Regions from separate parts of the Homo sapiens genome. Here regions 1 and 2 are each linked to region 3. The links are chromatin contacts, found by Hi-C or POLR2A ChIA-PET in ENCODE. All regions are on one chromosome and are shown on one strand. Each heading gives the region's core, a stretch centred on a gene start or an enhancer-like site at or near the end of the contact. The rest is flanking DNA. Distances are from core to core; before and after follow the strand shown.

Evidence for each region. A loop is a pair of places that touch in the nucleus more often than their neighbours do. ChIA-PET counts read pairs that join two places held with the same protein, here RNA polymerase II (POLR2A). Pooled maps may share reads with other maps.
Region 1: a pooled map shows a loop between it and region 3 (3-fold over the local background). The contact joins the promoter of SEC22B here to the enhancer-like site in region 3. A Hi-C loop is called at or near these places in 1 of 50 pooled maps. POLR2A ChIA-PET finds 5 or more read pairs at or near these places in 2 of 52 experiments (AG04449 and activated CD4-positive, alpha-beta T cell).
Region 2: a map of PC-3 shows a loop between it and region 3 (13-fold over the local background). The contact joins the promoter of REG4 here to the enhancer-like site in region 3. A Hi-C loop is called at or near these places in 2 of 168 maps with a recorded cell type or tissue (IMR-90 and PC-3) and 11 of 50 pooled maps.

What each region holds. Positions count from the first base shown.
Region 1 is chr1:120,174,994-120,178,578 of GRCh38, forward strand. SEC22B (SEC22 homolog B, vesicle trafficking protein) reads right to left here and starts at 1,527. Exons shown (of 5, transcript NM_004892.6): 1 at 1,314-1,527. The coding sequence starts at 1,388. RefSeq lists enhancers at 649-1,214, 1,149-1,518, 1,215-1,780, 1,559-1,688.
Region 2 is chr1:119,809,320-119,812,761 of GRCh38, forward strand. REG4 (regenerating family member 4) reads right to left here and starts at 2,141. Exons shown (of 6, transcript NM_032044.4): 1 at 2,090-2,141.
Region 3 is chr1:119,945,368-119,948,926 of GRCh38, forward strand. It overlaps NOTCH2 (notch receptor 2), which reads right to left. Exons shown (of 34, transcript NM_024408.4): 17 at 3,047-3,199. Among named protein-coding and RNA genes, the nearest start is that of ADAM30, 51 kb to the left of the region's middle. RefSeq lists an enhancer at 3,299-3,559. Within about 2 kb of position 2,309, at least 3 of the 41 ENCODE cell types and tissues checked have a DNase peak (open chromatin) inside an H3K27ac peak, as active enhancers do; they include PC-3, where a contact is called at or near this core.

The DNA.
Region 1 (3,585 bases), core at 277-2,776, 230 kb after region 3:
ACTCTCCTAAAAGTGAAAGTAACTATATTTCCAAATCAAACCTAAAAAGGCATATAACCAAATAGAATAATAGTTCCTTACTACTGGATCCTACTGTTACCTTAGTGTCATACCTTCTGGGAAGACTTTCCTGATTTCCTAAAACCAACTTAGATATATTTTCCATGTTCAAGCACAAAACCCTCTTCCTTCTCCTTAGCAGTTAAACTACATTTTAATAGTTTGTTGGTTATCTGATTTTTCCACTAGACTGTAAGCTCCACAAAGGTAGAGACTGTGTACTCTAACTCCCTGCATTAACACTATGCCTGGCACATTTGATGTGCTCAGTAAAAATTTTTTGCATTAATATATGAATGAAAAGTCCAACAGAAGAAATGTGCAAACTATTTTTTCAATATCTCATCTTTTTTTAAGGCTCAAGGTTTTACTTAGACTGTATGGAAAAGTAAAATAAAATTGATCACTTTAAACAAATTATATAAATTCCATTCTCAGCTTTGTCTTCAGAACCTCCCAAGCTTGCTCCAGAAACTTGTCTTACTTCAGAAATTTCCACTGTGTTTCTAAAACACAAAACATCTTTCTTTTAAGACATCTGGAGTTAGTGCTGTTTTTAATCAATTCAGTATACTTTTGAGCACCTACTAGCATAAAGCAGCTATTGTAAAAGGTATGGATAACAAAGAGATGATTAAGACCCGTCGTTTGCCCGCTAGGAAACTCAAGTTATTGAAAGACAAAGAAAAAAATAAGTTACAATGTATTGCAGGAATGTGGTACGGCGTATTGGAGAAGGTGGGAACTGGGGATAATCCTGAAAGAATGTGATGTACTGAAATTTAACAGGTGCTTTTATGTGGCAATATTACCTCACCCACTTTCAAAAGATGTCAGCAAGCTAGGTCAAGGATCAGGTGCCACGTTATAGACTTGAAGAACTTGGCTGATTTTTTCCCAGGATTTATCCATCAGCAGTCCTATTAGCAGCAGAAAATTAGAAATCCTGAATTTTAACAAAGTCCCTAAAGAGTCAAAGAACACTGGGTGATCACAATCAACCAAAGCTACCACTTCTCCAGAGCGTTTTTCTAAAGAGAAACAGCTAACACAAAAAACTTAACTCCTCCTTCAGGAAAGATTTCCTCTTCGCCGGTAGTCTCTCCTACACCAAAAGATAAAAGCGCACTTCAGAGAGGTCGGGAGTGCCCGGGAAGTCACAAAGGTCTCCCGGTCCTAGGAAGGAATCCGATGCTGAGGGCAAAGCGCGCTGACAGAGACTTGGGGTCGCGGGTCGTGAGTAAGCAGCTCACCTGTTCGTCCTCCTGCATCGAGGCGGCCAGCGGGAGCCCGTCCGCCACTCGGGCGATCATTGTTAGCAACACCATCTTCACAAACTACAGGGATCCAACACTGGCCCGGAAGGCCCTTGGCGCCGTCCTCACTTCCTCCGCCGCGACAACAGTTATACCCTATGTCTCAGTTACCGGAGATCCAGCTGCTTGCGTCTCCGCTTCCCGCTGAGGTGGCCGGAAACAGCGCAAGAGCTTTCCACTACCGGTCCCCAGAATTGGCTTCCCTCAGAGAACCACAACTATCAGAACACTGGTTCCGCGATCTGCCTTCCACCTTCTTAACTTCCAAGGTCTGGCTGGGTTTTCTGAATTTGAGGCTTCGAATAAGCCTCGCCCTTTGAGCGGCCATTGCACCCAAGCTGAATCAGAATTTTCTAGTTCCTGAAACTAAGTCTTGGGAGAGAGCTGGGAAGGAGGGTGGGAGTTAATGGGTAATCCCCATTAACCACTAACCGTTAACCATGAAGGGTATGTAAAAAAAGGAAAACCCTGAAAATTAGGCTATTTTCATATTTATTTTTTTCTGTTTTCTATGTCATATATTCTATAAAATGTTCTATATTTATATATTTCTAGACAAAGATTTTTGTCTATTTTTGCTTGTTTGTTTATGCGGTATCCCCACCAGGCTCCTTAAACAGTTTATGGTAAGAAGTCAATAAATATGTGTTGTATGTGTGAATAAATGAACAAGTACAGGACATCTTGTACCACCTAGGTCAGTCACCTACAAAAAGCTAGGATCAGGCCGGGCGCGGTGGCTCACGCCTGTAATCCAAGCACTATGGGAGGCCGAGGCGGGCGGATCACGAGGTCAGGAGATCGAGACCATCCTGGCTAACATGGTGAAACCCCGTCTCTACTAAAAAAACACAAAAAAATTAGCCGGGCGCGGTGGCGGACGCCTGTGGTCCCAGCTACTCACTCGGGAGGCTGAGGCAGAATGGCGTGAACCCGGGAGGCGGAGCTTGCAGTGAACCGAGGTTGCGTCACTGTACTCCAGCTTGGGCAACAGAGCGACACTCTGTCTCAAAAAAAAAAAATAAATAAATAAATAAATAAAATAAAAACTAGGATCTCTGATATATCTAGGTGTTCCCATCTCTTTGTTTTTTGGTGTCCCCATCTCTAAAGTGGGGATATGATCGGCCTTTCAGGGTTTTAATGAATATTAGATGAGAAAATCTAGGTGCAAGGCTTTCAAAAGCTAAAAAAAGAATTATACAAATGCTTTTATTTATCATTGCTTAATAATGACTACTCTTTACTAAGTGCTTACAGTTAGTTCTCGCATTAATAGAAACACTGTTAAGTATGTTCTAGATATTAGTTAAGCAACCCAGTAAGCTTGTTTAGTATTATATCTCCACTTTGTAGTTGAGAGGAAAGCCTCAGAGAGCTAGCAGTGATGGGAACAGGATTTGAGCTCAGGTTCAACTTCAAATCCTGATGTGATTCTGTCTTAACTTGTACCCATTAATTAAAGAGCTCAGGCTTTTGTTACCTTTTATATTGGCCTTCAGGATTAGAAGAAAACCAATATTATTTTTGTGTGGCATTTTCTTTATTAAAAAGATTCTTATTTCAATAGCTTTTGGGTTACAAGTGGGTTTTTGTTACATAGATGAATTATATAGTGGTGAAAGCTGAGATTTTAGTGCACCCATCACCTGAGTTGCGTACATTTTACTTAATAAGTAGTTTTTTAACCCTAGGTCCCTTCCCACCCTCCGCCTTCTAAGTCTCTAAAGTCCATTATATCACTCTGTATACCTTTGTGTACTCATAGCTTAGCTCACACTTAAGTGAGAACATACGGTTTTTGGTTTTCCACTCCTGAGTTACTTCACTTAGAATAATGGCCTCCAGCTCCATCCAAGTTACTGCAAAAGACATTATTTCACTCCTTTTTATGGCTGGGTAGTATTCCATGGTGTGTGTGTGTGTGTGTGTGTGTGTGTGTATCACATTTTCTTTATCCACTCATTAGTTGACAGGCACTTAGGTTGGTTCCACATCTTTGCAATTGTGAATTATGCTGCTAAGAAAAGTAATATTATTTAATGATAGACTTTTGAGACCAAAACCCAATAAGACCTAGTGATTGACTCCACATGAAAGATGAAGGACTACAATAAATAAGACAAAAAAAATTGTGCTATTAACAGAGACAGAAAGTGGAATGGAAGTGAATCCTTGTGTATATGGGAGTCTAAGTTGGTAGAATCAT
Region 2 (3,442 bases), core at 891-3,390, 140 kb before region 3:
AAGTATGAAGTCATTTGTTCATGGACACCAGCTATAAGCAGATCTGACTCCATCAGCACTCTTTCCTTTACACTTAGTTGACATCATTTTTAAAAATAAAGAACATGGCTTTATCTTTTCCCCATTAGCAAACAACACATGAGCTATTAGAAAATCAATGCAAAACTAGAAAATAAGAAGTAAATCCCATCTCCAGGAGATAATTTGGTGAGTAGCCTACAGATATCTTTCTATGCACCTCTCTCTGTGTACAATTTTATAAAAATAAGATCATATAGTCCTATAGCCTGGTTTTGTTTCTCAGAAACAGATTAATTGTAATACATTGTCTTGCACTCACATAACTTTCATGCATTTTTTATTTTTTCTTTAGTATAAATTCTCATATATAGGGTTGTGGCATCACACAACATGCACATTGTCATTTTAATACCCTTTGTTAAAATGTATGGGCTGTGATATTTACCTCATTAATAGGGCACTAAAAGGATTGGTTCCCTAAGCTCCCAGAGAATGCTTAATTTTGTCAAGTTTTTGGCTAATTTTGGTATATTAAAGAAGAACCTTAGTGTTTTAAAATATTTTATAATTACTAATGAAGTTGAACATCTTTTTATATAATGATTTGCTTTTAGTATTTGGTGAATTTTCATTTTACAGTTTTGCACATTTTTCTATTTCATTGTTTGTGAGATCTTTTTTGTATGTTTATTTGTGAGATCTTTTTTGTATGTTTATTGCCTTTCACGTGTTACTAATAGTATTTCTCAGTTTGTATTTTTCTCTTACTTATTATAATTTTTGCCATTCTGAAATTTTCAAAAATATTGTTATTTTTTATGTTTTTAAAAATAATTTTTAAATTTATATCAAAAGACTGGCCATTACTGTCACATAAGGTTAAAATATTTATCACTGTTCTATTTTCATCTGTCTGGGCTTTGTTTTAACATAAGTATGAAACTGAGTTCTGGATTTCCCTCCCAAATAATTCTTAAAATGAGTTAATTCATTGAATTCACATTTAATCATACTTTATGATTAAAAAATCTGAATATACAATCTAACTCTCAAATAATGGATTGCTTAAAGAGAATAATGTAAATGATGACTTTTCTGGAAAATCAATTCTGGGGTCCATCTGAACACTTTAAGGCAACATTAACTGAGAATGAGACAAAGCTTGGAGAGTGTGGATGTGACCTTCCCCACCCCTTACTTCTTTTTAAATCATTGCGTGAACCTTGCACTTTGCTAAACTTTCCTTCCAAAAGTAATAGTGTATTTTCAATGTCCTCAAACCCCTTTAAAACGCAAACAGAATTTCTCTGTCAAGGTGACCATCTGGGGGAAGGGAGAGGCAGCATCTTTTTTACTAATCTGTGAATAATTTTTAGTGAACTGATATTCATTGAATGTCTGCATGTCATGTTCATAAGTAAGCTGCACTGGGCCGGGTGTGGTGGCTCATGGCTGAAATCCCAGCACTTTGAGAGGCTGAGGCAGGTGGATCACCTGAGGTCAGGAGTTCAAGACCAGCCTGGCCAACATGGCACAACCCTGTCTCTATTAAAAAATACAAAAATTAGCTGGGCGTGGTGGCAAGTGCCTGTAATCACAGCTACTCAGGAGGCTGAGGCAGGAGAATCACTTGAACCTGGGAGGCAGAAGTTGCAGTGAGCCAAGATTGCACCATTGCTCTCCAGCCTGGGAGACAGAGCAAGACTCCATAAAAAAACAAAAACAAAAACAAAAACAGAAACAAAAACAAAAAACCTGCACTGTAGATCTCATGAATGCATGTTACAAATGAAGACACTGACACTTATGATTGAGTAACTTTTCTAAAGTTTCCCAGCTACCAGACTGCAGAGCCAAGATTTAACCCAACAGCTTGACACCAAAGCCAATGCTCTTTGCAGTGAAGGAAGAAAAGAAGGTAAATAATTTAAATCAAACAACACAGCAACAGAAAGCCTGACAAGCCTCACTAGAAATACAATTTGTCATTTCTGGCCTGGCTAATAGCTGACAGAGGAAAACAGATGTTTAAAGAAAGTCCCCCATCATCAACCGCGAGGAGGATTACCTGTTTGGCAACCAAGACTCTAAGGGCCCCTGCCTTCTTCAGTGTCTCCAGTGGTCCCAGTCAACGTTTCTGGAGCTTTTATATCTTCTTGCCTCAGGAATTAATAATCTTTACTTTAGTCACAAAGCGATAATATTATTTGAGAAAAACAATCCATCCATAAAAGTCTTATCTACAGTGAAAAAAATGAATCATATAAGAGACGGCTTCAGAATGTACGTAAGGTGTGCTTTGACTAGCCAGGAAAAGAACCTCTCCCTGTGTGCAAACAGAATCTTTTCTTCACATCACGTTATTAAAACTGACAACATCCTGTAATCTGTTATAAGCCCATCTTCCTCTCCCCTTATGTTACTTTTTCATGGCTGTCTTTTTATGCCTTGGTATGGTGGATTTCCTTTATTTCTCTTTTATTTCTAGAAGGATTTTCTGTCAGGGTCAGGAATAGGTTATGACCCATGCGGTGAGACTTGAGACCCACACACAGATTTTCCTTCCTAAAGCACCGACTCCACTCCTTCAACATGCGTGAGTTTCCTCAGAGATCTACTATTTGAGCTTCTCCCGCAGAACATGGATGATCATGTCAAAATAGCTTACATCAACAGAGTGTGTTACAATAACGGGTTTTCAGTGAAGTCATCAAATAAGATGCCAACAAAATCCTTGTGAGCAGCATAGGACACATATCCCCATTACACACTCAAGAAACCCAACCTTAAGAGAGATTAGAAACCTTCCGAGGTTCACAACACTGGTCAGCAGTGGACCTGGACACTGAACCTTGTCCTTCTGACTCCAAATATAGGTGTTTGCCAAAATACAGTTCTACTGAAAAATAGGCTATTTGAAAAGAGTAACAAGATTTTCTTTTCCAGTATAGATGGCAAAGGGTTAGGTTGTAGGTGCCAGAGATGACTCAACTTTAAACTACAGATTTAAGTCTGTAAAGGACCTTTATGTCTGGAAACTTTAAGTCTGGAAGGGACCATAGTAGTTATCAAATCTTACTCTTTTGTTCTACTGGTGAGGAAATTGAGGCCTAGAGAAACATTGTGACTAGTTTAATGCACAGACAGTTGTGGGTGAAGCTGATATCAGAAGCCAGCTTCCTTGCTCCCAGCTCACTGTTGTTTGGAAAATGCTACTCAACCTTTGTTATTAGATTTTTGCATCAGTTGTGTAAATTCATGGTAGGACATGAGAAAGTAATGCTTTCATGGTTCACAAAGAACATTTTAAAGAATCTCTCCCATCAGAATGTTTGACACAAACCTCTTTCTCTTTAGGCAGCTGGATGGGAATCATCATTGCTTCATGGCACAATGGCGTACAAAGATGTTAACTCCAAGC
Region 3 (3,559 bases), core at 1,059-3,558:
TGAAGCCAGCCATATAAAAACTACATTAAATTTAAACAGTCTAAATACCTGAATTAAAAGATAGACACCATCATACTGGAGAAAAAAAGACAAGACCCAATATACGCTCTCTACAAGAAACCCATTTTAGAGAAACAGGCCAGAAGTAAAAGGATTTTTAAAAACACACTCTAATAATAAAATAAAGCTAGAGTAGCTATATCAGTATCAGGCAAAGTAGACTTCAGAGAGAGAAATATGACAAGAGTTTAAAAAGGCCATTTCAAAATGATAAATGGGTCAATTCCTCAAAAGGACATAAGAACCCTAAATGTTTATGCACTTAAGATTAGAGTTTCAAAATTCATTAAGCCAAAACAAATAGAATTACTAGAGAAACAGATGAATATACAATGATAGTAAAAGATTTCAATACTCTTGAATAAGAAGTAAACAGAAAGCCTCCTTATTATATTCTATGAATAATAAGTAGACAGAAAGTCATAGAGGACATAAAAGACCTGAATAACACTACCCTATCCAATTTGAATTAATAACATTTATAGAACACTGTATGAAAAAAATCTGCAAAACAGACATTCTTCCCTTTCAAAGAAAGAAGAGACAAATTACCAATAGTAGAAACAAGAGAAGGAAACCATCACAGATCTAATAGACTATTAAAGCACAGTAAGGAAATGTTATAAAACAAATTGATGTTATGTCAACAAATTTGACAAAACAGGTGAATTGGACTAATTCTTTGAAAGACAGATATTACCAAAGCTCAATTAAAAACAGATAGCCCATATGGCACTTATATGTATTAGGAAAACCAAACTTGTAGTTAAAAACTTTCCCAGAAAGAAGGTTCCATGTCTATATATTTGGAAGAAAACACACCAGTTCTACACAAACTCTCCCAGAAAGTAGAAAGAAAAACACTTCCTGATATGTTCTATGAGGACAGCATTGCCCTCTTATCACAACCAGACAATGGTAGTCCAAGAAACCTGGAGAACAATATCCTTCATGAACACAGATATAGAAATCCTTAACAACATTTTGGCAAATCAAATCCAATAATACATAAAAGGAATAACACATAATGACCAAGTGGAATATAGCCCATAAATTTAAGATTAGCTTTTAACATTTGCAAAATGTTAAATAAAGTTGATGACAATTTACTTACATTAAAAGACCAAAAAATAATATCACCATGTCAACAGATGTAGAGAAATCAATTGCACACCAAAAAATCAACATTCATTCATTATAAAAATACAAAAAGACCTCTTAAAAACCAGAAGTACAAGGTCTCTCAATTTGATAAAGGGCCTTTATGAAAACCTATAGGTAACATCTCACTTAATGGTAAAAGACTACATACTTTTCCCCTAGGATCAAAAACAAGGTAAGGCTTCTCTCACCACTTCTATTCTGTATTTATTGAAGATCTTAGTACAATAATACTAAAATAAATAAAAGGCATACAGGGTTGAAAAGAAATTAAAAGGCATAAGGGTTATTTATAGACAGGATGATTGTATCTGTAGAAAATCCTAAGAATCTAAACTATCTAGAGGCTAACCTACGAACCTACAACTAATAAGAAGTTAGTTTAGTACAGTAAGAAAACAAAATTAAACTTGACTTTTAAGTCACACAATATGTAAAAATTAACTCAAAACAAATCATAGGCCAAAATGTAAGAGCTAAAATTACACAACTTTTAGAAGAAACCACAGTAGATAAACCTCAAATTTGGATTAGGTGAAGATTTGTTAAACAAGATACATGAAGCATGAACTATAAAGGAAAAACATGCATACACTGAATTTCATCAATGTTAACATTTTCCTCTTCAAAAGAAAATCAAAAGAGAAGCTATAAATTGGAGGGAAATCATTGGGAAGCAAATACCTGTCAAAGAATTCTTATTTAAAAATACAAAGAACTCTTTCAACTCAAGAAGACAACCTAATTATTTCAAATGGGCAAAAAATTTAAATAGACATTTCACCAACGAAGATAGGCAGATGGGCAAAGCACACGAAATGATGCTTAACATCATTGGCAGAGAGAATAATACAAATTAAAATCACAATGAAATACCACTCTACACCCACTAGAAGAGCTAAATTTAAATGATATCACCAAGAGTTTGTGAGCATATGGTTCAAACAGAACTTTCATACAATTCTGGTGAGAATGAAAATAGTACAACCACCTTGGAAAACATTCTGGCAATTTCTTAAAAAGTGAAACATACACTTACGACATGATTCACCGATTCTACTCCTAGGTATTTACTCAAGAGAACTAAAACCATATGTCCACACAAAGACTCATTCATAGCAACTTCATTTGTAATATCCCCAAATTGGAAAACACCCAAATGGCCATCAACCAATGAACTGTAATATGTCCATACAATGGAATACTGCAGAACAATAAACTAGAATGTACTATTGATATAAACAACATGGACGGATCTCAAATACTATGTTCATTAAAACAAGTCAGAACCTCTCCTGACTTATGCTTATCTAACTGCATTTATATAAAATGATAAAATCTGCCAACTAATAATCTATAGTGACAGAAGGTAAAACTGTGACTCCACAGGCAAGAAAGAGAGAAGGTTAAATTGCAATGGGATGAAGATAGTTTTAGGGTGACAAATATGTTTATTATTTTGGGTGATAGTTTCACTTACTATATGTCAAAATGTGCCAAATTGTACACTGAAAATATTTGCAGTTTAATGTACCTTAATTATACCTCAATAAATCTGTTTTTTAAAAAACACTATCATAGCATTGTCCTCACATTTTCAATGTTCACAAATTAAAGGGAATGCTTAAAATATATTCCACTGCCTCAATTCCCAAGGACACTAGCTTCAAAAGAAAGAGTTAAAACACTACTGTTAAATATGCTGGATAAATGACCGGTATGCCCAATGTCAGGCGTGAAAGGCGGCAGCCTCCACTGGGCTCTCCTCTGCTCCCTGTGTGTTTTCCTCTCCTCTGGGGGCTTAAGAGCTGACTGGCATACTCACTGGCAAGGCAGTCATCAATGTCCTCCTCACAGTCCATACCACTGAAGCCTGGTGGACATTCACACATGTAGCTGCCCTGGGTGTTATGGCAGAGACCATGGTTCATGCAGGGCTTGGAGATACACTCGTCAATGTCAATGGTACACCGCTGACCTAGGAACACAGGGCCAATAAATGACCTAGTCCTTGGAAGCTGATTCCCACAAAAATCTACGCAGGACCTGAGCTTAGTTGGGGTGCATGGAGCTATTCCACAGACAAACTGGTTGGCCCCCTGCTTTAGGAAGTTCCAGGAAGACTTCTGTGGCCTAGGAAGTTGCTGCCAAGGTGCTTAAACTCCCTGAAGAATGAACATCATGGCTTGTGAGGCTTAGGTTGCAGCCTTCCAGCCGCTAGGGGGCCCCGAAGACAAGGACAATGGAAAGGCTTTCTAAGCCATTTCAAGTAGCAGCTCCTTTGCAAAACCTGTGTGCTCTTGACAAGATGGACAGGCCTCATAAGACCAGCAGGGCC